Regions from separate parts of the Mus musculus genome. Here all the other regions are linked to region 2. A link is a loop called in an ENCODE intact Hi-C map of the cell type or tissue named here. Cell type or tissue: left cerebral cortex. All regions are shown on one strand.

Evidence for each region. Peaks named below come from ENCODE experiments on the same cell type or tissue, not always from the same donor. Only the 100,000 strongest peaks of a DNase experiment are listed, where the experiment ranks them.
Region 1: a loop joins it to region 2, with 2.9 times the contacts of the local background. A loop is called at or near these places in 2 of 42 quality-filtered maps.
Region 3: a loop joins it to region 2, with 4 times the contacts of the local background. A loop is called at or near these places in 4 of 42 quality-filtered maps.

What each region holds. Positions count from the first base shown.
Region 1 is chr16:43,798,267-43,806,266 of GRCm38, forward strand. The region is part of intron 2 of Drd3 (dopamine receptor D3); the gene reads left to right. Among named protein-coding and RNA genes, the nearest start is that of Gm26074, 32 kb to the right of the region's middle. In left cerebral cortex, a CTCF peak has its summit at 3,976; DNase peaks (open chromatin) are centred at 3,715 and 3,928; H3K4me3 peaks cover 540 bases.
Region 2 is chr16:43,506,271-43,514,270 of GRCm38, forward strand. All of the region lies in intron 5 of Zbtb20 (zinc finger and BTB domain containing 20), which reads left to right. Among named protein-coding and RNA genes, the nearest start is that of Gm15713, 90 kb to the left of the region's middle. In left cerebral cortex, a CTCF peak has its summit at 4,472; DNase peaks (open chromatin) are centred at 376, 579, 2,007, 2,518 and 1 more place; H3K4me3 peaks cover 3,432 bases; H3K27ac peaks cover 5,414 bases.
Region 3 is chr16:42,904,580-42,912,579 of GRCm38, forward strand. It overlaps Zbtb20 (zinc finger and BTB domain containing 20), which reads left to right and starts at 3,066. Exons shown (of 11, transcript NM_001285805.1): 1 at 3,066-3,142. Gm19522 (predicted gene, 19522) reads right to left here and starts at 7,491. Exons shown (of 4, transcript NR_040402.1): 1 at 7,224-7,491. In left cerebral cortex, a CTCF peak has its summit at 7,173; a DNase peak (open chromatin) is centred at 3,029; H3K4me3 peaks cover 3,205 bases; H3K27ac peaks cover 4,017 bases.

The DNA.
Region 1 (8,000 bases), 290 kb after region 2:
GAAGGGAGTCTAGCTCTTGCTCCTGCTCCTTCGCCTGCTTGCTACATGAGACTGAGTAACTGCTAGATCCTTGGACTTCCATTCACAGCTGCGACTGAACAATTGTTGGGAATTGGGCTGCCGACTGTAAGTCATCAATAAATTCCTTTACTATCTAGAGACTATCCATAAGTTCTGTGACTCTAGAGAACCCTGACTAATACAGGCATGCTCTCCATTTTTGGATTTTTGTTCATTCCAGGCATAGTCAAGTTGACAAGCAGCAATAGCCATCCCTCTTTTCAAGCATCCTTAGTGTTATTGATCCTCTTCACATCCCCCTTCCTCCTTTACCCTCTCTTCCTCTCTCCCTACTTAAACCTCTCTCACCCATTATTCCATTTTTCTCCTTCCTCCCACCTATGATGCTAGCTGTGGTGGTGCATGCTTATTAAAGAGGCAGATGGAGCATGAGTTTGAAGTTAGCCTGGATGATGATTACTAACCACATCTATGGTTTTATATTATCAGCCTGTATTCTCTAGTGTATCCCCAAAACCCCTCTATGACCTCACTTACTGAAAAGGGGAAGGGGGTGTTTTTAAAACTTTTAAATAATACAGCATCAGCCACATAGAAGACAGTTAAATGTGAGTCTTGAGAAGTCTACTCTCATGTCTTGGGTGTATACTGCGCTTTTCCTAAATCTCTCTTTCCCCTAATGTCTAATCGGTTAAATCGTAAATCGGTTACTACTTTTTTCCCTATAAACTCTTACTCTGCTTCATTCAGACTCAGACTGAAATTCTTTTCTGCAGTGAAGTCCAGAAGCCAGGCTGCACCTGGAGGAGGTCTCTGAGAGACCTCCCCAGATTGCTGCAGGCTACAGGGTAGAGCTGAGTCACCTACAACCACTGAGAAAATGAAGAAGAGTAGACAGAGTTCTAGAGAGACACTGGAACCGCCCCTCCCTCCTTCCCCAGTCCCCACCCCTCCTCTCTACCCCAGTGAAAGTGTGCCTATATGTTCAACACACACACACACACACACACACACACACACACACACACACACACACAGATGACTGACTGAGGCCTAGGTGCATGGCCCTTAAAGAAGAGGTTCTGGGATCAGAATGCAGCTAATGTTTCATTTGACTGAGTTGGTCATATAAGGGTGTCTTTTTGCAATTTGCCTCTAATTTGCAGAAGGGCATCATTTTGCTCGCCACAACCGTATTAACACACACGTTACCTTTCACCACTTAAAACCCAACCAGTAAGAACAAACTTTGAGTTGTCTTCTGTCTCCTATAGGAAAACCCCCAGAATGCATAGCGCTCCTGATAACCTAAAAGCTGAAGGAAGAGCTGTGCCTCCGATCTCAATAGGGCAGGGGCTTACATTTCATAATGGACTGTCCTCAGCAAACCTCAAAACAGAGCTCCCCACCCCCGTCCTAGGAAAGAAAACGGGCCTCAGAAAAGCTGTCTCCATTCTCCTTCCCAGCAGTGTGCAATACACAGCATTAAAATCTGTTCATGTGATGCCAGATAGCTGGTCAATTCATTAGAAATGCAGTCATTCACACAGACCTTTGGTCCTCACACAATGCCAGTCATCAGCCTGACAAACTTGACCAAATGGATTCAGTACTTTTTTGGTCATGAAGCCCTGGTCCATAATAGCAGGGTAGTAAGAGATAGGAAAAAAAGAAAAAGAAAAAAGAAAAAGAAAAGAAGGAAAGGAAATGATAAAAGGGATTTTGAAAGCAAGTAATAAATACTATTGTCATTAGATTCTTAGGCTTGGCTCTGGATGCTTGGATTAAAGCCTCCTTTTTCCTTTTAAAAAATCAGAGTGGGAGTTCTCTGTTCACAAGCCCCCACCCCACAGCTCCGGCATCTTCCCAGCAGGTCAGTCCCCTCCCACCGCATCCTGGGTCAGGGCTGACTCAAGGAGGCCGCTGAGAACGTGTCAGGGAAGGAGGACATGACCAAAGCGCTGAAAATTAGAGTCCTCCGAGAGGAGCCCCGGAATAATGCAACCAAATTCATTCACCAGAGAGATCTTTAAGTGGCTCTCAAATGGCACCCATCACACAAGCAAGCCTCCGCGCCTTTGCAGAGAGCACAATAGGTACCAGATGAGTCACAGGCACCTTGGATTTTTAGTTTGCATCTAAATAAGCACTTTATATTTGCAAAGGGCTTTCCAGTCATTTGCAAAAAGCTTTCTCCTTCAACAACTCCACCAGGGGAGTCCACAGAACTAAAGATTTATTGAGCCCCCTGTCTGACCAAATAAAAGGTGGTGAAAAGCTGCCTTCAGAGCTCTGGGCTCATTAAACCCAGGCAGGGAGTTAGAGTCAGGCCCTCCCACTCAGACCGGGCTCGTCTTTCCCCCAGCAGTCACGGCGAGAACCCCCCACTTGAGGTTAATGATAGCTTCAGCTGGACAGTCATGATATTAAGACCTTAATGAGCGATCGGCCACGTCGACCGAGAATCAGAGGGCGCTCCATGTGTGCTGAAGGTCCTGCTGTCCCTCGTCACAAGTCCCAAGCTAGACCCTGATCTTCCAGAGATTTAGACAGTCCCCCATTCTTGACAAAAGTTAGGGAAGGTCACCTGTGAAGGTCACGCCTGCAGCGCACCACTAGAAGTATAATTTCCTGTTATCCTAATTTGTGTGAATGCACAGGCAACAAAAACAAATATAGCTATCATTTATAAACAGTCCAGCAAAGTAGGTACATTGTCCCATTACATGTGCACATGTCAGTGGGCGTATGCGTATGTACACACACACACACACACACGGGTGGGGTGACTAGAATCACAAAGCTATTAGGTAATAGATGAATGGAACCAAAAGTCACTGCCCATCTTTTTATTTCCCCAGGGCTGGGGATGGAACCTACCACTTAGAATGTGCTAACCTTTGCATTCTTCCATGGAGAGACAGCTCCAGGGTTATGTTAGCTCAAGCCACCAACACAAGTCTGTGATCCTCCTGCCTCCACCTTCACCCCCTGAATGCTGACCTTGTAGGCATGTGCCACCAAGCCAGCTTGTGCAGCCAATATCTCCTACAATAAACTGCCCTGGAGCCTCACCCTGGGGCCCCTAGCTGTTAAGTCACACTGCCAAGTTCAGTATCTAAGCCTTACAGCAAAGCGACTCTAGGCTGTTTGGTTCCTTGTGCCCGTTTAACATCAACAACTACCCCAGCCCTTCAACAGTGGCTCACACAAGAAAGTTCTCGACACTTGTCTGATAAATAAATTTAATGTGCACTGCCTGACAACCAGGAGGGGGAAAAAATCACAATCATAAAACCTAAAGTCACACAGAACAATCATGAATCTCTTAGGCTAGCCCAATAATGATGGCGATACAGTAAGAACTGCCTTTTGGATTTTAAGTTGTATTAAAAAACAAACAAACAAACAAAAAACTTCACAAATGTAATCTCATTCAATAGCTGTGAACAGTTCTGTTAGACAGAAAATTTGAGTCAGAAAACTCCAGCCGCGGGCCTCACTGTCTGACAAGCTAGCTGCAAAGCTGGATTTCAGCCCTAGGGCTTTACCAGAGCGAACATTGACTGCACTCGGGTCGGCTGAGTACTCTACAGGAGAGAGGGCCGAAAGAACTAGATGCTGCAACACAAAGAAGGGAGTGGGACTGGGAACACCTCCAAGGGAGGTGGCCCTAGCCAGGGTTCCTTCTCCAGCCAAGCCGCGCCAAGCCAAGCCTGACCCAGCGCCTCCGCGGTTGGCCTTGAGCAAATCGCTCAGAGAGGAAACCAGAGGCTAAACAAGTCTCGCAGGGTGAGAATGCGGGGTCCTCGCAGGGCTCCAGGAACTAAGTGGGGAGGTTTTCCGGCTCTGCCTCCCCACAGAGCCTGGAGAGCCCCCAGGTGAGTCGTGAACTTCTCACCCCGGCAGAGCTGGCGAAGTTCTTGCTGCATTTTGGTGCCCTCCAATGGTGGATTTTGGAACAGCCTCGAGGTCTTAGCCACCCACCTATGACATGCTGGAGGGGGCCTCATTTATTCTAACGGCTTAATCATTTAAGAAGAAGAAGGGGGGAAAAAAAACATACTGTGACAATAAAAGACTGTAGTCTTGTCTCTCATCTCTTACCCCAAGTGAGCAAGAAGGTTTGACAGAAATTCTCCCTAATGCAGACTCTCTCAGACTTGTCTAATAAGATACATTAGATGTTAAAAATACACGTCTCTGGGTTTTACTTTAGAAGTACCTCATGGAAACCACTAGGGAAATAACTTGGGGACGTTCATTTTAACAGTACACCCCCACACTCTCCAACTCCCACCCCCACGTTCCCCACACCCTAACACGCTGGCAATTAGCAGAGTCAAGATACTTGGGGAGGTTCAGTTCTGAGCATTCACACTGGTCTCCCGAGTACAAACAAGTGGGATGCCAGCAAACCCATGTTTCCCTGCAGGGCTAAGACAGCTACATGTGCCTTGGACAGGGAATGGGGTCCTTGTCAAAGGCACTGGTCCTAGAGATGGGAGACCTGGCTCTGCAAGGACAACTCCAGTCTGAAACTTTAGATCTATCCTGCCTTCCCTGAAGTTCTGGCTCCTCTCATAAAAAGAGCTACGTTCAGTATAGTCTCTTGCTCATAGAAGTGATGGAGCCTCCAAAGAGCTGATGAGCATTAAAGTGTGTTTAAGACAGCATGCCATTCCCACTAGTGTGCTAGAACCATGCTGGTGAGAGCAATATTCCAGGAATGTTTCAAGTTGGTAATCAAGCCTTTGGTGGTGGCTTGACATGAGCAGTGGTGGGAGTATTTGCGCAACAAAAATTGATGCATGTTACAAATTGGGGCTTTGTGTGTGTGTGTGTGTGAGAGAGAGAGAGAGAGAGAGAGAGAGAGACAGAGAGACAGAGAGACAGAGACAGAGAGACAGAGAGAGACAGAGAGAGACAGAGAGAGCAAGAGAGGAAAAGAAAGAAAGAGGAAAAGAAAGAGAGAGGAAAAGAGAGAGAATTGTTAGCACATCACTGAATATTTAGCATGTCTGGATTCTTTTACCCGTTAATTTTTTTTTGCCCACACATTTTGGTGTGTGATGTTTTTGTTTATTTTCAGTTTTTATAATAACATTTTATATATAAAAAAGCTAGTATGAAAAACAAGGAGGACTTTGCCTACAGCAAGCCCAAGCCAAAGAACGTGGTTGCCATCTTCCCACTCTCCAGACTTCAGCTAGCTGTAGCAGTTCCTCCATGACAGCAGCAGGATTTAAGTCTCAGCCCCTCCTCCAAAGGCTCCTGGGGTCACCATGAAGTGACCCTAGTGACCACATTTGATTTGGAGCCCTAGCAGAAAAGAAGTCCTCAAACTGATAGGCCTGGAGGACCACCAGGTGGGGGTGTGCTGTGTAACTGCTCCAGAAGAAAAGAATGGGGCTACCATGGACCCCCTTGGAATCCATGGGGACTCAACAGACTTTAACTCAAGAACCCCATTTCTCCCTCTTCAGAAGGAAGCCACTCGCTCTCATCTCAAGACTCACAGCAGTCTTTATGCTGTTCTGTCAGGAACACAGGTGTTAATTCTTGGAAAGTAGCTACATAAGAGGCACAGGTGGAACACGGACATTGGACACACAGGGACAAACAGGGAACATCGCTCAACCTCTGCTCACCCAGCATGCATCTTGCTTTCCCTCAGCCCAAGCTTTGCGGTGTACAAGGCAGAGTAAGGAGGCTCCTGCCCTAAATCTGGCATCCTGCCTCCCCGGAAACCAAAAAGACAAAAATTGTCGCTCTATATTTAGACCCATATCTAAATTCCCCGGAGCCTGGCTCAAGGATTAGACCGTTCTCTCATGGCCACTGAGACGGGCGATAGCTGCCTACTTGCTTCGCACATGGACCTCTAGGGAATACTGAGCTATAAGATGCTTTGAGCCGTTTGGGAACCTAAACCAAATGGCTAATCTCTCTCCATCGGTGAGACAAGCCCAACGATGGCTTAAGATACTGACACTCAGGATGTCAGTGCAATTGATTGGCACTGAAACATTATAAGTTCAAAGACAAAAGTATCTGTCTGAGAGATACTAGGGAGGCTACGATTGAACTCCCAGGGAGAAGGATGGATAGAGGGCTAGACAAAGACTGTAGGAAAATATCCACCAGCAAGGCCAGCTTGGCTGAAGCATGAGTGCATGCCAGGAATCAACAGAAGATCATGTTCACAAAGGAAGCTGAGCTCATGCTGAAGAAAATCAATTTTAGCCTGTGTGTAAAAGAGGAACCAATGACAGTATATTTATTTTCTGCTGCGGTGGGACAAATTATCACAGGTTTAAAAATATAAACTACAACCACTTTAACCTCACAATCCCCGTAGGTCGGAACACCGCAGAGTAGTCATGGTTTGCAAGACAGAGCCCAAGGTGTGGGTTATGTTGTGTTGTGTTCTTTATCTGAACCGTAGAATAGTCCTCCTTACAAACTCAGGTTGTCAGTACCATTCGGTGTCTTACAATGGTAACAATGTGGTTCTTACTATCTTGCATGATGTCTTCCAGGCTTCTACTGGCCTCTTGCTAGTCTGTGTTGAAGAATAAACAAGGGTAGTTTGATGTTCAAGGCAGGATAGCTCTCATACGTTGAAGCTCTTTGAATTGCAGAACAACTCAATCCCTTTTAAGGTTCACCTGATAAGGTCAGGCTCTCACAGAACAATTTCCCTTCTGATTAATCCAGAGTCCAGGAATTGGTAATCTCATCGCGGAGGGATGCTACATTATACACACAGGTCTCTCTGGTATACAATGGGAAAGGATTATACCCAGAAGAATTCTGGAGTTCTTTCTGTCTTGGAGTTTTTAGCTATGGAAGTAAGGAAGACATCATGAAATCAGTGTAAACAACCTGGTGGCAAAAGATCACCTAGGGGCTGGTGAGATGGTTCAGTGGGTAAGGGCATTGATTGCTCTTCCGAAGGTCCTGAGTTCAAATCCCAGCAACCACATGGTGGCTCACAACCACCCATAATGAGATCTGACACCCTCTTCTGGTGCATCTGAAGTCAGCTACAGTGAGCTTATGTATAATAATAAATAAATCTTTAAAAAAAAAAAAGACCACCTAGATAACCTAGGAAGGCTTGGGCTAAGTGGAGAAAGGATGACAATGGATCATTGATAGCCTCTATTGCTTTTCTGCCTAGAACAGTTGAGTCCCTCTGATACCACACACTGGTCCCCATTCCCCCCAATTGACCTTTTCAGTCCTCCATCACACCCAATGCACTTCCTTCGTGGTATTTTCCATTTTATCTTGACATGTTTGCTTGCATTTTTCTCTTTCATCTCCTTCTCTGAACTCTAAGGTCAATGAGTCAGTGTCACTTTCTCCAGTCTCTATCCATCCAGAAAGGGCTTGCATAGAGCAGATCAGATGCTATATATAAAGTACAGCAGAGGCTGGATAGACCCTGAATCAAAAGTGAAATGAGGAAGTAAGCAAGTGGTGTGGAAAGGTCAAAGGGCAATCAGAAGGTCTGGGAGTTATGTCTGGACTTCTTGAAGAGGGTGAAGAATAGAGCTAGGTGAAAGGGCATGGGGAGCCAGGGTCTGGTTCAAGCATCATGAGTTTGTCCATAGAAGTCTGACAAGCAGTGGAAATGTATGTGTGAAAAGTAATTGAAGAAAATACACTAGCCAATGAAACTAAGGGGTAGACTTTGACTGTGTGGGGTGGTCTGTCTTGATCATCAGTTTGATTGGATTGGGAGCTACCTGTGAGATTAGTAATGCCTCCCTGGGTATGTCTGTGTGTGCATTCTGAGACCATTAGATCTCAAGGGATCTGGCCTGGTCAGTATGGACAATTGGAAGGTGACAGAACTGGGAAGGTAGAGCCTACCCGGAGGAAGTCATCAGGGAAATGCCTTTGAAGGCTATGTGCTGGCCCTGGCTCCTGAGCAACCTTCTCTTCCACACACTCTTACCACCATACTG
Region 2 (8,000 bases):
CTCCCTGTCTGCTGTTTGGGGTGGCCAGAGGATTTTCTGAGAGGGACAGAGGGAGGACTGGAAGAGGAAGAGGCTGTTGCTGAATGCAGCAGTACCCCCCCCCCCAAGTCAGGCAGCCCCGTCAGCTAGCTGTGCTGGGAGAGTACAGTGAGAGGTGATAGCTGTCATTCTGGGATTCTTCGTAGGTCTGACCTGAGAGTAACACACTCAACAGTCGAGGAGAAAGGGGAACATAGAGGAGGAAGAAAGAAACGCTCTTTGAGCTGGAATACACTGGCCCTTTCTTCCTGGAGGCAATCCGCTCTGGTTCTTGGCGACGTGTCCTGCACTATCAGATATCATATGACTTTTTATTTAGATTTCTTTTTGGAGAATGGCCTGTTAGGACTCTGTTTGTTTTCTTTTATTTAATTTCCTTCTCCCTTCACCCGCTAGTTTTGTGTATCTGTGTGTCAGAGTGTGTGCACGCATGCATATGTGTGTGCAGTTTTTATCTTTGTTTTTGTTCTGTTGATCGGATGCTTTATTTAAGGACAAAGCTTTAATTATTTCAGTATAGTGGTTTAATCATTTGCCAAAAAGAAACCTCATTCCAGGCTTTTGGGGGCTTGGGGTCCATTTTTAAACACATCCATTAACCCAGGAGGCTGCAGCTCCTGATGCCTGCTGGTCAGACCTTGGCCCACTCCCCCACCCTCACTTACCCCTCCTCCTCAGCAGCGTGCACAGCAGCGTGAGGTAGGAAACACCTGTGCGGAGTTGTGAGGGAAATAAAAGTAGAGGCAACTTCTTCAAATCTGGGCTCCTGCTTTCACTTTAATAAACTTTTTTTTCCGATCTTTGATTTTTTTTTTCTTTTCTTTTTGGCACCCTCTGTTGAGCTTGAAAACATCAGAGATAGTTAAGGATATGTCCGTGGCGCTTTTGTGAGGCCAGCTGAGCACCACTGGAAAGTGGAGCAGGAGTTGCAATCTATTCAGAGACTTAAGATTAAGTAAGAGATTTAAATAAGGTCTTTGAGATCTGTGCGCTGCTCGGTCAGGGTTTGGTGATAGGTGGTAGATGGGGTATTTAGGGTATTCAAGGCAGGGAGAGAGAAAATCCCAAACTGGAGAAAGACGAGCAGTTTTGCTGCAATTAGTACTTTTAAAACCTTAACTCAATCGAATTTTTATTTTATGTATCTCAAAATTTAGCTGACCAATATGTGATCAGCTATCTTTCCATGCTTGCTGTGCAATTATACTGACAATTCTTGCTGAATTTACCCTATAATTTCATGTATTTTTTTAGTTTTGGAGAGTTCAGATTTTAGTTAGAAAAAAAAAAAGCATAACTTCTCTCGATATGCCTAAAGTGGTCTATACATTATTCTTGCCATACTGAACATACTAGATTCTGATTGTATGTGTATGTTTTTGTGTTACAACACACAAGACTGCCTTAAAGACTCAGGTGACCGCTACATCCTTCAGACCTGTAGATTTTAGCTTCTTGTTACTTGTTCTGAAATTATTTTTCATGGACCTTTAATGTGCAATGTCTTTTTTTTTTATAACCAATTGTGAGTTTTGTTGAAACTTGAAGAGAAATTTATTCCACCCCTTTAAGAGTACCCAAAAGGGAAGGGAGAACTATTCTCTTTCAGCTCAAAAAAAAAATTTTTTTTAGAAACCTTTTTCCCCCAACGGAAAACTCCAAAACAGCTCTGTCTCAGAACGTTAAACTTGGCATGGGTAAGAAATGTGAGTTTTGCTTTGTTTGAGGAAATTTGTTTTCGAGACAACAATGTTATAAATATTTTTAAATTGCCTGCTGAGCATGCGCTGTCTCTGACTTTATTCATAGTTTTAAATACACACCAATGCAATCTTCTGAATGGCCACAGGTAAGGCTGTCGGTTTGTGGGATTCTTCTCTGAGGCACCTTCAGTGAGTCTCCTCAGTTTTCCAGAAGGGAAAGGGGCAGGAGCTGAGCTCAGACCTGGATACCCTTCTAACTATCCTAGAGAAAAAGTGAATTGCCCTCTAAGGCTTGCACACTGTACTTAGGGTAAGTACTATTCAACTTTTCTTTCCTGTATGAGTTGCCTGCCTTAACTTTCTGGCTTATTACTAGCAGAGTAAATGGGGAAATTTTTTAACTCAAGGAGGAATTTGCCTGAAACAGAAGATTTGCAGATTTAAGGGCATCTATTGTGCATAAATTTAGGGATCCGCGAATTTGCCAGTAAAATGCTAGCAGCTCAGTGCTTACAGAGCAAAGATGTGCTAGTCTGAACATGTCTGAGCTCATCTGGAATCGAAAGCTAAATCTAGGTGGGCCTGTTATAATACCCGAAAAGGAACACATGTGTCTTTTGTACAGGCTTTTTTTTTTTTTTTTTTTTTTTAAAGCCAGCCTTCCAAAGGCAAGTGACAAAAGAATTGGACTGGCCTCTTGCTCAGTTGGTCCTGTACTTTCCTCCTGCAGATACACACCCAGGTGCTCTTGCTGGTTCAGTGTGTTGTCATAGCTGCTGAGGAACAGTCTCTCCAGTCAGTAGTGGAAACACTTCCCACTTCCAGAAAGCTTTATCTCCACTCTCGATGTGATGTTGTCTCATGTAGGCATCTTCTGAGGTCTGCACTGTTGTTCGTAAGCTTCACAGTTCTCATTGCTCCTGCTCGAGTGCAGTTCGTCATTAGCTCTCTGTTATAGTCATGGTAGAGATTTGGTTTTCATTTTGGGAGGCCTTTTTAACTATTCAAACAAGTTACCCTCGAGGATGAAATTTCTCATACTTGTGACTCGGAAGTGAACTTGTCTTGAAAAGATTTGTAAAACAAATCTAATTAGCTGTTTGGATTTTGTTGTTGTTTTGTTTTGTTTTGTTTTTGTATTTTAAGTTCATGAATTTTAAACATTATAATAAATGTGACTGATCGGTTTTTAACAGAATATATTTTGCTATGCAGTGATTTTCTAATTCTGTCTTCTTTGTGTGCTTTAAGATCAAATTTGAAAATTCAGCGTGTTAAAAAAGAAATATTAAGAAGCCTATAGGTAGCCTATTGATATTTGCAATACCCACTTTGAAGTAATTCAGAGTTTTAACTTTCTTTCAACCTACTACCTTTTATTGCCAATCGGTATAACTTTATGCAGGTGTGTGTGTGTGTGTGTCTGTGTGTGTCTGTATATAGTTATAGATAAACATATTAATGCATACTTACATATACAATAAAAGATACACAAAGACACTTAATATTTATGTTAATTATATTTTTATATAAAAGAAAAAGAATCCGCGAACTTTTATCATTTTTCTGTAATTTTAAAATCCTATAAACTGTTAGTTCTGATTATTATATGTTTATAAACATATATTTATATCCTTATAAGTTACCTTAATTTATATTTCATAGGTTTTACACACTCCTCCATTTTATGCAGATATATTAATGTTGAAGTTTATTCAAATACCACTTGCTGTGTTCCGTATCTGTTAGTGTGTTAACAAGTGGTTTGGTTTTTTGTTTGTTTTTTTCTTTAATTTTGATTTATTCTTCTCTAAGCTAGACAGAGTATATGTTTCTCTATGTCACTGATATTCTGAGAAAGAAACTTGTAAAACTGTGATCTCCTGGAAAGCTTTCAAGTGAACAGGACATCTATATGCTCTTTAGCTTGCTTCTCCTGGATCCATTTGTCCATGCTGTGCCATCAGCAACCCTGAGAAAAACGGCGCTAGTAAGGATGGCACAATGAGTTTTCTGATCATAGACCTAGGAAGGACCAAAGAAAATTGTGGCATATGGAGGAACATGCCAAGACCTTCTCCAATAAAATCAGCTGCTTTATGCTGGTGGGTTGGATTTTTTGTTGTTGTTGGTTTTTGGGAGGTTTTTTTTTTTTTTTTGGTTTTTTTTTTTTTTTTATTTCCTTTGAATTTTTGTTTGTGACTTTTTTGGCTTGCTGGAGCATTTCCCTATAATCTTAGGAAGCCACAGCAAATTTTCAATGCCACAGCAACACTGTGCAGCCAAGGAGGGGCCCAGAGAGCTGATCCTGGGGGCTGGAGCCTTTCAGCAATCATACAAGGTAGGGGGTAAGGAAGCTATCCTTTTCTCTGAATTTTCCTGGTTTATTCAGTCTGCCAGGGACAGGGATTTTCTTCGCGTATCTTTCCTTCACTTACTTGAGGCTCTCCCTTCAATGCCAATGGCTTTCTATTGCTTCTGAGAGATGGTTCACATGGCAGAGCACCCGCTTCTGTTCTATATTGAAACATGGAAAGCTTTGAAAACTGGGAAGGACAAAGGAAAGGGGTCTTAGGGCATCTGGGAAATATCAAAAAGAGCATTAGGCTCACAGCTAGTTTTTGCCGGTCATGTCTGTAACTTCTCTGTTCTCTACAGGGCTTCTCAGTGTTAGAGTACTGAAGGGGATAACTCTAGGGTGCCAGCGAGGATCTAACTGATTCAGTAGATGGAGCTCTTCGCCCTAAGTCTGGATTTAAATTAAAGTCCCACTGCAGTTGCTGGGACTCTCTGTATTAAGGTGTGTCATGATACACACATAAAACCAAAGCTTGTGTAGCTGCAGGAAGAGATTTCCTGGCACTTTTTAAAGGCATGAAGCATGTGTTCCGAAACACAAAACTGCAGGGGAGCAGTAAAGATAGATAGGGTAGGAAGTGAAGTTTACCTATCTAAACTTCTCCCTGTGGGTTTGAATACTCCTAAGTGTGAAGTAAAACCCAGTTACCATACAAGGGACTGGTACTTTATAGACTGGTACTCCAAACCTAGAAAAACAGATAATGTGTACAGGTTTGGCTGTGTTTGTGACAAGCCTTTCAAGCTGTTTGAACTGTACGGCTCTCCTTTTATTTGACTCCGAAAAGGAATCTTAATGCTGAAATGCAGTTGTTTCATCTAGTTAGTCTAGAGAATCTGACGAATTGTGACAGTACTGTGGACAGCACAGCAGATTTGTAAGGTGCCTTTATAGGAGCAGAAATACCCAACAGTGACCGAAAATGGATCTCTAGTGTCTGCTGTAATATAGAAAAAAACCCACTTATTTATCAATTTTTAAATTAATCAAAATGAGTAATTGCCATAGCATTCTTGTCACTTTGTATTATCTTCAGTACCAATACTAAGTTTGATCATTGTCCCTCCTTGGTGCCAGGAAGGAAGGTAGATGTATGCAAGATGGAATAAATTATCTTCCTTGATCTAATGTCTTCTCACAGATTAGAGGTGTTATTGAGAATCTCTTGTTAAATCTTGATAAGATCATTTGGCCAAAACAGAACTGGCAATGGCCTTACTACCAAAATAAAAAGCATTTTTAAGGCCTTGGATTTCCTTTGCACACCACGTGTCTGAGTTTGATACAGTCCAGGAAAATAGAGAGGATGAGAGAAAATTATTCCTAAGCAGCCGCCGTAGGCCAAACACTGAAACAGTGCCAGCCCGGACCAATCAGGGGGGCTTCTTAGGAGATGTGTGCTTTGCTGAGCTCTTCTGTGAAGAGAAGAGGGAGGAAGCCCTTGAAACTGCATTAGGATGAATGAGTCTTCACTAATTTCAGCAAAGTCCATGGCAGTGAATTTGATAACTTCTTCCTTCTGTAGACATCTGAGGTTCCCAGGCCAGCAGAGACTCCCTTGTCATCGCACTGACACATCTTTTGAACAAAAGTATCTTTCTGAGTTTAAACAAGTGAAAAACTTCTCATAGAGAGCAAAGAGTAAAATTAATGGAAACTCAAAATCAATTCCAACCCCATTTCTGGCATGATGAGAGTAACATTTGTGCTGTGTTTAAAGCAGTTTAACACAAGAAAATGATAAAGTGATCAATATACTTAAAGCCAAAATTAACCAGGAGAGAACAATCTGCAATCCGTTCCCAGCCCGAAACTCTACACTTTAGATTAAACACGAAATAAATGAGTATATATTTTACAGAGTGGTACTATAAGCCTTATAACATAAACAGCAATGCTGAGATGCCAGCTAGCCAGTGTATTATTTAAGCTATGTTTTCAGAGCTTGGGATAAACATTTCTGGAGCTAAAGAATTGTGCATTTATTTATCCGCATGCACATACTATGACCATAAAAAGAACAAAAGTTAAAAGGTATGTGCATTGTCAGTAGAGTACATTGCCACTCTACAGCCTTCATACTATAAAAGAAAACAACAACAACAACAAAAACCAGGCTCTAAGTAAAGCAAAAGAGTGTTTTAGGCTACGTCAGCAAGTCAATGAATGGTCAGTGTGGATCAGATTTAATTTTTTTTAAATACTTAAATGCTTTTTAATTCATTAAAGTCAATAAATATATAGGTGCATATTGTACATATTTTATATCTATTATTTTAATAAATTAATCTGAAGGACTAAGTTAACAATAAATTCTGAACCTGTGGATTCAAGATCAATGAAATGCCACTATCTGGATTTATAAAATTCTTGCTAGTCTTCAGATTTTGTTCCCAATTAGCAATCTTTTATTACTGTATCAGAGTCATTTGGCTGACAGGTTATTTATTGATCATGTAAAATGACACATGTAGTTGAAACTTAGCTGACGAAATAAAGACAACTACGTGCAAACACGTTTACTATGTTGACTAAGGTGCAGTAGGAATGATGATGATTCTAACAAGCACCATGACGAATGTAACTACAGTGAAGCATGGGTGATTACATCCATCAGACTGAACTCCATGAGCAAGGTCAAGAGGGAGACGGGAGCTGGGACGAAGTGGGGACTAATCATTACTTATTGCAGACGTTTGAAGCTTGGGGCCGGGTACAGAATTAATAGATATGGAAAAGAAGAGTCAATCAATTTCAAAGATGGGTAAAGAGGCAGTATTTTTCCTATAGGGTGTAATCAAGGACAGAATTCAGCTCTTCCAGGGAATTACAGTAACATCGTAAGCGTTGGTTGACCAGTGTGATAATGGTTGTAAAGAGCTGTTGTGCACATCTGCTTAAACAGTGCAACTGCTAGAACAGGTTGTTGTGCTTTAAATATCCACAAAGCAAATGTCAGCATCATAGACTCAGAATCATTGTATCTCAAAGAATGGAGAAACCCAAGGTATCTCAGTGAAAGAATGTTGGAAAGATGTAAGACCATGTAAATTTAATACCTATGTGTATGTGCATGTGTATGTACACATATGTGTGTGTGGTTTGTATTTGGAAAACAGAATTGCAACCGGAAATCTTAAGACAGAGGAAGTGGAGCTGCATTGATTTATCTGGACCGGGGCTGCTATACCCTGGTTCCTGGGAAGCATAGGTTCTAAAGAGGGAAGAGCTGCAGGTTCCACGGAGAAGCTAACAGAGTGATTGTATCTGGAATTAAACCATTAACTATTCCAATCAGAAAACTTACACAGGGCACAATGGAAGATTGTTCTCAGAATGAGAAAGGTAAAAGTGAGATGTGAAGGGAAGTTCCCTGACCACTGTGCCCTCCTGCCCCAGATGAACCTGCAGAGCTAGACAGGGCCAGTACTCCAGGTGTAAGTGAAGAGGAGAGCAAAGGCACATAGCCTTCGGCTTCCTGACTTGGGACCAATAACCTCCCCATAAATGTGGCAGGGGCAGAGGTACCCTCTGTCTTCTGGAAGATATTAAAAAGTACCAGGCATATCCTAGGGGCTCACTGAAGTTTACACTACTCCCCTGATCCCACCAAAAACAAGAAAAGAAGAAGGCGGGGAGGAAAGAACTTTGTAGTCACAACTTTCTTTTCAAAAGAAGTCAATCTTCCTCCCTAGGATTCTGCTGTGCACCTCATGCATTTGCCTCCCAGACTCTCTAACCAGGCAGTGCTGACGCACCGAGCTGATGCCCAGTACAGGCTGGGCTCTCCTTATCTCCTCAGCATTCCCCACCTCTTCTCATCTCTTTCTCCAAAGAGTCGCAGACAGGAACTCCTCCTTCCTTAATGTCTATGGTACTTTGTATATTTTAGTGACTCT
Region 3 (8,000 bases), 600 kb before region 2:
GGAATTTTTTTATTTTATTTTATTTATTTTTAAATTTTATTTATTTATTTATTTATTTATTTATTTATTTTGGTTTTTCGAGACAGGGTTTCTCTGTATAGCTCTGGCTGTCCTGGAGCTCACTGTGTAGACCAGGCTGGCCTCGAACTCAGAAATCTGCCTGCCTCTGCCTCCCGAGTGCTGGGATTAAAGGCGTGCACCACCACACCCTGCAACTGAGGGTAATTTTAAGCCCTGAATCATCCTCTGTTCTTCATTTATTCATCTCATTGTTACCATGACCCCGGACTCTCGTTTGCAATCGTGTTTTCTAGGATGTCATATAGTGGAATCATGTAACAATTTCCTCCATAGCTTTTCATGGCTTCTTTATTTTTAGTACTGGAAAACATTCTGTTGTCTTGATATACCACATACTGTCCATTTATCTAATAAAGAACCTTTTGATTAACTTAAAGTTTGGGGAGTTACGACTATAGCTCCTGTAGAACGTTCTGTTGAGGATGTTTTAAAAAATAGATTTGCAAGAAACTGTCAGGTAGTTGTATTGTTTTCTATTGTTGCCATCAGTGAAGGAGCATTCAGGTTGCTCAACATTCCCACTAGCAAGCATTTGGTATTGTCAGTGTCTTGGGTTTTGGCTGCTCTAATGAGTATGAAGTGATATCTTATTGTTTTGCTTTGCACTGCTTGAAGACATATGACATGCATGTTTCTATTTGCTTATTTGCTTTTGGTTTTCCTTTTCAATGAGGTGACTGTTAAGCTCTTTGCCCACCTTTTAAATTCTGTTGCTTGTTTGAGTTGAAGATATAATTTTATATCTTATATAAGTATATATTATTAGATCTGTCTGCTGTAAATATTTCCTAGTTTTCTATGGCTTGTCTTACCATTATTTTTTTCAGTATTTTTCACATACAAAGAAAAAAATGGTGATTTTAATGTTCAGTCTATGAATTTGTTCTTTCTTGGATCACATTGTTAGTGTTTTCCTTAAGGATTTATTCCTGAAGTTTTGGAGTCCTAGAGTGTTGCATTATATAGGTACTTTTACCCATAATTCCCAGCATTTTGGGTTGTTCCATTGTGTTGCCGTCTTAGTTTGTTAGCGATTAGTTGACTAGGTTTATGTGGATCTGTTTCCAGCTTCTCTACTCTTTTACACCATTGATATTTTATTTTTTTATTTACTTTTTCTAGATCCACACTGTGTTGATTATATTATAGCTTTATGATAAACATGGAATTATCAGAGCAGCCAGGGGCAAGAAGATGTATGCTGTAGGCTGACCTCAAACTTAGTATGTTGCTAAGGATAACCATAACTTCTGCTCCATCTGCTTCCATTTCCTCTAAACACGGGATTTTAAGGCTAACACCCTGTGTCCAGTTTTAGGAAACGCTGGGGACTGAATCCAGGCCTTCGTGCATGCTAGGCAAGCACTCTGCCAACTGATCTATATATTCCTCCACCCAGCATGGTAAAATTATTTTGGTTATGTAAAGGAATACATTTTGAATTTTGTAGTAAGTTAAGCCATATAAAAGGATAGTTTTGCAGATAATATATTTAAGGTCATTGGTATCAAAATATAGCATTAGAATAAGTCAAGTGCACCCTCTTACCTTTCATTTTATGTGTGTGAATTCCTTTGGAAAAATCTACTCTTTAAAAATTTTTAAATGTATACAATTTATATAGTCAAACTGTATAAACAACATTAAGGAAGATGGGCATCTACACAGATACAATACTCAGATATATAGATAAATAGATAGATAGATAGTTAGTTAGTTTGGTTTATCAGGAGTTGTTTTGAAAAAAAAAAGAGACTTCCAACCAGTTCTATTTTCTGATGTTCATCATCCCAAAGCTGAAAATATATCACCACTTTAGAAAAGGCACCTGGGAGTTAGCAAAGGCTATGAGGAGCATGTGGTGGGACCAGTAATATAACCAGCACTATTTTCCTGGAGCTAGTGCATGTGAAAATTTGGTTAAAGGTATAGTATAAAGAGTTTCATTTTTTTCTTTCAAGGAAGGTTTATTTAAAAGCACCAGTTTTAGTTTTTACTTCTAATAAAAGATGAAAGGTTATTTACTGTAGTTTCCGATCCATATTGTATAGAACTTTGTCTTGCTTGAATGGTAACTCCTAATAGGTTTATTTCTCTGGTATACTATGTATTAAATGCATTGCACCTGTTAATACAGACTGCATTGCATTGTGTAGCTGGATGCTTCAAACAAGAAACCAGTCTGCTTTCTTCTAGGGTACTAGCCTATTAGCAAGTTAATTAAACTTAATTCTGTTTTTGTCTTATAGTTTTGTTTATGGTCTTGGTTTATTTACTGAACAGTGATTTCTTCTTTGCAGTTACCAGTTTTGCCTGAGATCAGTTTTCCTATTGTATGGAGTCTGTTTCTTACAGTCTCCTTTAAGACAGCTCTGACTTTAAAATCATTACTAAGCTTTTGTCAGAGCAGATTTGTTGACATTTTTCTCACATTCAAAAAATAAATTTGAAAGATTGCACAAATAAGCTATGTAATTCCTTATTTCCTGCTAATATGCAAAAATGTATTTATGATAATTACACACGTACTGTGTGCCAGAGCTGAAACAATACATTCCTCATAATGGAGCATAAATAAAGAAGGTGGAGCCAGCTGCTCTTAAACTGTTTCTTTGCAAGCAGTAATGCTATAGAGAATATACCTTTTCCCTCTGTTAGTCTGGCAATGCTGAACCTGTTGCTGCATTAGACGAGTTGCGTTTTCCTGGGTAGGGGAAGGAGGGCTGTCTGCTGTCTGGTAGGAGGGCTTTGTCTGTGCCTTTCTCTCTCTCTCTTTCTGTTTTTCTTTCTCTCTCTCCTTCTCTTTCTCTCTCACTGGCTTGCTTGCTCTGTCTCTGTCTTTCTCTCTCTCTCTCTGCCCCCCTTCCCCTCCCTCTCTCTTGCTCTCTCTCTCTCTCTTCCCGTCTCTGTGGTTTGTAAGGTAGGTTGCAGTGTGTGTATATACACAACATCAAGAGCAGGAAAATGGACTCATTAGGGAGGCAGGCAGTCATTACCACTCACACTGTACTTCCAGGGAGACACCGATTATGAGAAGAGAAACTCAGCGCTGGGGAAGAAGGTAGGGGCAGACAACTTTCATAAAAACAACCCTGCCTCCTCAGTCCCCTTGCATTTATCATCTTATTTACTCCACAGTGCTTTTAGGCTTTCTTTCCTGAATTTTAATTTCTGTATCTAAATTTGACAGAGCTAATGCTAGTTTGAATTTTGGAACATCTATAGGAGGCCTACCCTGTACTAATTTTCTTAATTATTTAAGGGTGTGACCTTGTGATTCAGTTTTATTAGTTTAAAAATAATTACAAACAAACCTATTTTTCTTACTAAAGTAATGAGTAAATCAGAATCGTTCACTCTTTTAAAACAAACTCCTCCGTATGTTTGTCTCTTTGCTTTTCTCGTCTGTTTATGCAATTCCATCTGTCTGTCTATATATCATGTTGTCCTTATTTATTGCTAACTGGATTTTGTTAGTTATTTGCCAGTGAGTTTTAGCTGCAGTGCCAGTGTGGGTACTACCAAAATGAGACTCTTGTTCTTTGTTTTACATTGAAGTTTAAAGTCCATATTTACAGTATAGATCCTTTAAGCAGGTTGCATACTTTATGCTAGCATGTTTATTTGATGACATTGGACATAAGGTGAAGGGTAGCCCCTCAGGGTGGGCAAGAATCAAGGAACTATTTTTTTTTGCTACTACACATGTAGAAATAGTGCATCAGGGGGTTATAGTTTCAAAGAAATTGTGGCTATTTTCTAACTTTTTATTTTATAGATAGATTGTTGCATTTATATGGGTATTACTGTGGTTAGTAAGAGTATAAACTTTCTTAACAAGAAGTTTTTATCCTGGGATAGTTTCCTTTTAGTATGTTAGTGCTTGTTTATGCTTAGGGAGGGAGGAGTGGAGGCTGGCCTTTTTACATTTTTTTTTTTTTTAACAAAGTGGAAGCTATGGAGTGTATCAGGCCATTTTGTGCAACAACTGTAAGTATTCCCTTAACATATTTGAGTCCATAAATAATGTATTTGTTATTGCAAATATGTATTTGAGGTTTTTTTTTATTTCTTTTTTCTTTTCATGGTGGGAAAAAAGCTATGCTTGAAACCAGCTTGCATTGTTGAGGAATTTTCTAGAATAGTGCTTTTTCAAAATTTCAAGGAGTAGTTAAATAAGGTGGATGTGAAGTATACTTTTAGATGGACTTCTATTTAGGTTTGTGCAAAAGCAGAACTTTTATTCATCTGATAAAAATTAAGTCAGACAGAGAGGAACATAAATGTTTTCAGAATATACACGAGCAGTGATAGGAAATGAATGCAGATCTGAGGAGATGTTTGATAATAACAATCACCTTTTTGTAATACATTATTTATTTACTATAAGTAGCAGACTTTCCCCTGTTAATTCCATTAGGCCTCTCTGACAACACAAAGAAGTCCAGAAAGCAATATTCTTAACCCACCTGGGACTCGAGAGCAGACTCCACAACACACTCTCAAGGTTCAAGCCTAGTAAAGCGTTTATTCAAATCCATTATTAGGGGAGGGCGGTGAACTTTTGCTACTAAAAGTCTTCTTTACCGCTTCTTTAAAAAAAAAATATACTTAGACTTTTAATTTAGTTTTTTTTTTTTTCTCCACTGTCTTTTCAGCTGGAAAGGCCAGCCCTGACCAAGAGCATACAGACCTGAAGTACATTCAGTCAGGCCCTTTCAGAGATTGTTTTTTTTTTTTTTTTTTTTTAATCAAAGGTCCATGGAAAGTTTGAAGGAGGCTTTAGGAAACGTGTATTAACACTGTGCATAGTTGGTGTTGTGAACAGAATTTTTCCCATTTCAGACTGTGATCCAAAAAGTTGTTTCAGAACTAATAGGTCAGAAGTGTGTCTGTGTCGTACACCTGTTATTTTTGGTATTATCTCTTGAAGAATTATCTAAGATGCTCTTTTAGATAAAAGAAATCTTTCACAGACTGTTTGATCAATCATCTTTTGTGCATATGTATTTTGTGGAAATAGTGTGAATTTATGTATATAATTCATGTTTATATGGATCCAAAAATCATAGATGCATTGCTGATAGAATTTTAAATATTTCACATTGTGTTTTTACATTAACCATAAGTAAACACCAAATGCTTAACTCCAAAAGAGAATGGAAATTTTTTTACCTCCCAGAAAGGATAAAAGGAAGGAAAATTTTAGTCATTTCTGTGGTGGTTTTAATTTTTAGAATGTGTTTTCTTTTGCATTATAATTCTTGGTTGGCCTTCAGTAAATCGAAAATATTTTTAGGATGAAAAATACTCTTGCCCTTTTCTGGGAGGAACTGTCACAATCTAAATGCTGCAGGACACTGTAAAATGTGCATAAGTAAACTTAAAGCCAGTGCCCTCTGCTGCCTAGGGATTTGGAAGGCTGAAAGGCTTGCGTCACAGGAGGGCTATAGAGTGCCAGAAAAATTCATTAACCAGTCTTACTGGTTATGGGGGGCTCATCTTCCTGTTTAAGTCCCGAAGCCCTGGTCAGGTCATAGTGTGTTTCATTTTAATGTTAGAGCAGACAGTTATCTAACACACCCACATGAGGAAGTGCTCTAAAGCAGTTATTTCATGCTTTGCCATGCCCTGTAGCTAAAACAATTTGGTATTGAGTGACGTGTGTGTGCTTTTTAACTCCTATCCGATGAAAATCAGCTTTGGCTCTTTGAAAAGCACCCAAACAGTGGAATGCCAAACAGTATGATTCAAATGCTAAGCACATGCCAGCTTAAACTTTCTCAATTTTTTTTTAACTGAAGGGCAAATCAGTATGATTATTTTTAATAGAAAGACTATGTATGATTTCCTGGATCTTACTCAGTAGGGTTTCAAAAATTGCAGATCCTTTTCCTTCATAGTTTTTTCCCTGCAGAAGCCTATATTCATCAAAAGGAAAGCAGCTGCATACTTTCTCCCTGAAATGTTAACAAATAAATGGCATTCCTGTTTATTTATCTATTTTTGAATTTTAATGATTAGTCCTTGTGCTAATTAACAAATTCCTGTATTCATAAAATCTGGCACTATATAAATAACCAATTGTGTGATTATCTACACATGTTCTGGCTTTCTATAAATATAGAAATTATTGGTGGATGTGTCCACGGACTTGCCCAACCCTGAGGTGTGGCTGGTCATGCTGTCACATAGGAAGCCAAATTTAGGCCCTGAGCAACATGTTGCTCCGAGGTCTGGCAAGGTATGTGGAAGCAGCATCTGGCCCCTGTGCTCACTGTGATCTTTTCTGGCAAAGGGAGGTCTGCTGTTGACATTCTTTGAATGCTGCTGGTTCCAGCCTTCTTCATTTGTAAGCATGGCTCTTGAGAGTAGCTGTTGATAATGGGCATTCGAGCTGCCCCACCTTGACCTACTTAAAAATACACAAATTATGGTTTTTAGTAGAAAATGTGCTTTATTTACAACTACTAAAGAAGCCCATCCTAACTTTCTTAACTAGTAAGGACCTAAGCTGTACTGAAGAGACAAATCTGACTATTTTCAGTTATTTGGCTCTATAAAATACAAATTTTAGAAATTTGGTATCATAAAGAAACAGGCTGTCCTACTGTAGTGGACACACTGTCAATTGTGCAAGGTAGACTTGTAAGTGCTTTTATCTCTCCATTAAAAAATCATCTTGAAGTAGCTTACAAAGTAGCAGGTTTCCATATGTCTTTTTGTCTATACTTAGTTTTGGTTGACCCTTGATGGCATGCACTTCCAGAGGTCCTAACCTAGTCCTTCCGTCTGCCTGTGTTTTCATGTGCCAGCACCACGTTTTAACGAAGCAATCTGTTCTTTGCTTAGAGGCCAAGGTCTTTTAATTATTTTTCTCATTATATAAGACATTTTGGTTGCTATTATGTAATCCCTTAACTTAGCCAGGTACTTTTCATTTGTGACCCAAAGTCTAAAGGCTACATGCATTCTACACATTCTAGAACATGTCTGACTTCTTGTCCTGTTACCCAAATGTCCTATAATCACATGTCAGTATCGAAACCTATTATATTTAATGTGCCAAGAATAATTTCAAGCTGTTTCAGAAGCAGTAGAGGCAAGTTTCTGAGGCTCTAAGAAGAAATAGTGCCACCTACCTGTATTACTGTTGAGCATGTGGTATGTACCACAGCAGTTGTTCAAAGCCGCCTTCAAGGGCTTAGAAGTGGGACTTTTTCTGGGACTCTGTCCTCCTGTGGTAATGGACACATTGACAAATACTCTGCTGGTTCTGCACTCAACTCAGGGAAAACTATGCTTGATTTTGGCTCCATAACATCTCTTCTACTCCAGGATCAAGCTTCTCGGTTACTGTACAGTTCACTTGAGAGTCATCAGCTTGAGGGCATGGAACGTTTGCCTTTCTGGAATCTTTTGACACTCAGCTGAGACTCTAGGCAGTGTTTTGTAGTTCTGTTAAGCAATGCAGCTCTTACATAACCACTTTAATCCCGACAAACTTAGCAGCTTTTCTACATAGGAATGTCGAGAAGAAAGGAGCATGGACAGTAAACTGATCAGTTCCTATAGTTGGCAGATGGACCCATGCACAGTTTTCATGAATTCTGAGTGCTTTCCATCACAGCTGATTGAAAGGGTCGTGATTATCATATACTGTTTGCCTTGCTGCTATAAGAAGTAGCTTTGCTATTGAAGACATCTGTGTCTTCAGATAAGATGAATTTAATGCTCATATTTCACATTAAGCAGTTAAGAATCAAGAATTTATTTGAAAAGTTCTCAAATTAAACTACTAATGTAAGGAGTTATATTAAAAATATATTCATGTATAGTAGAGTTTGCAGTTAGAAGAATAAAATGATGCCCAATAAATTGAAAACCATACAAATGGGAATAATTATAAATTACATAGT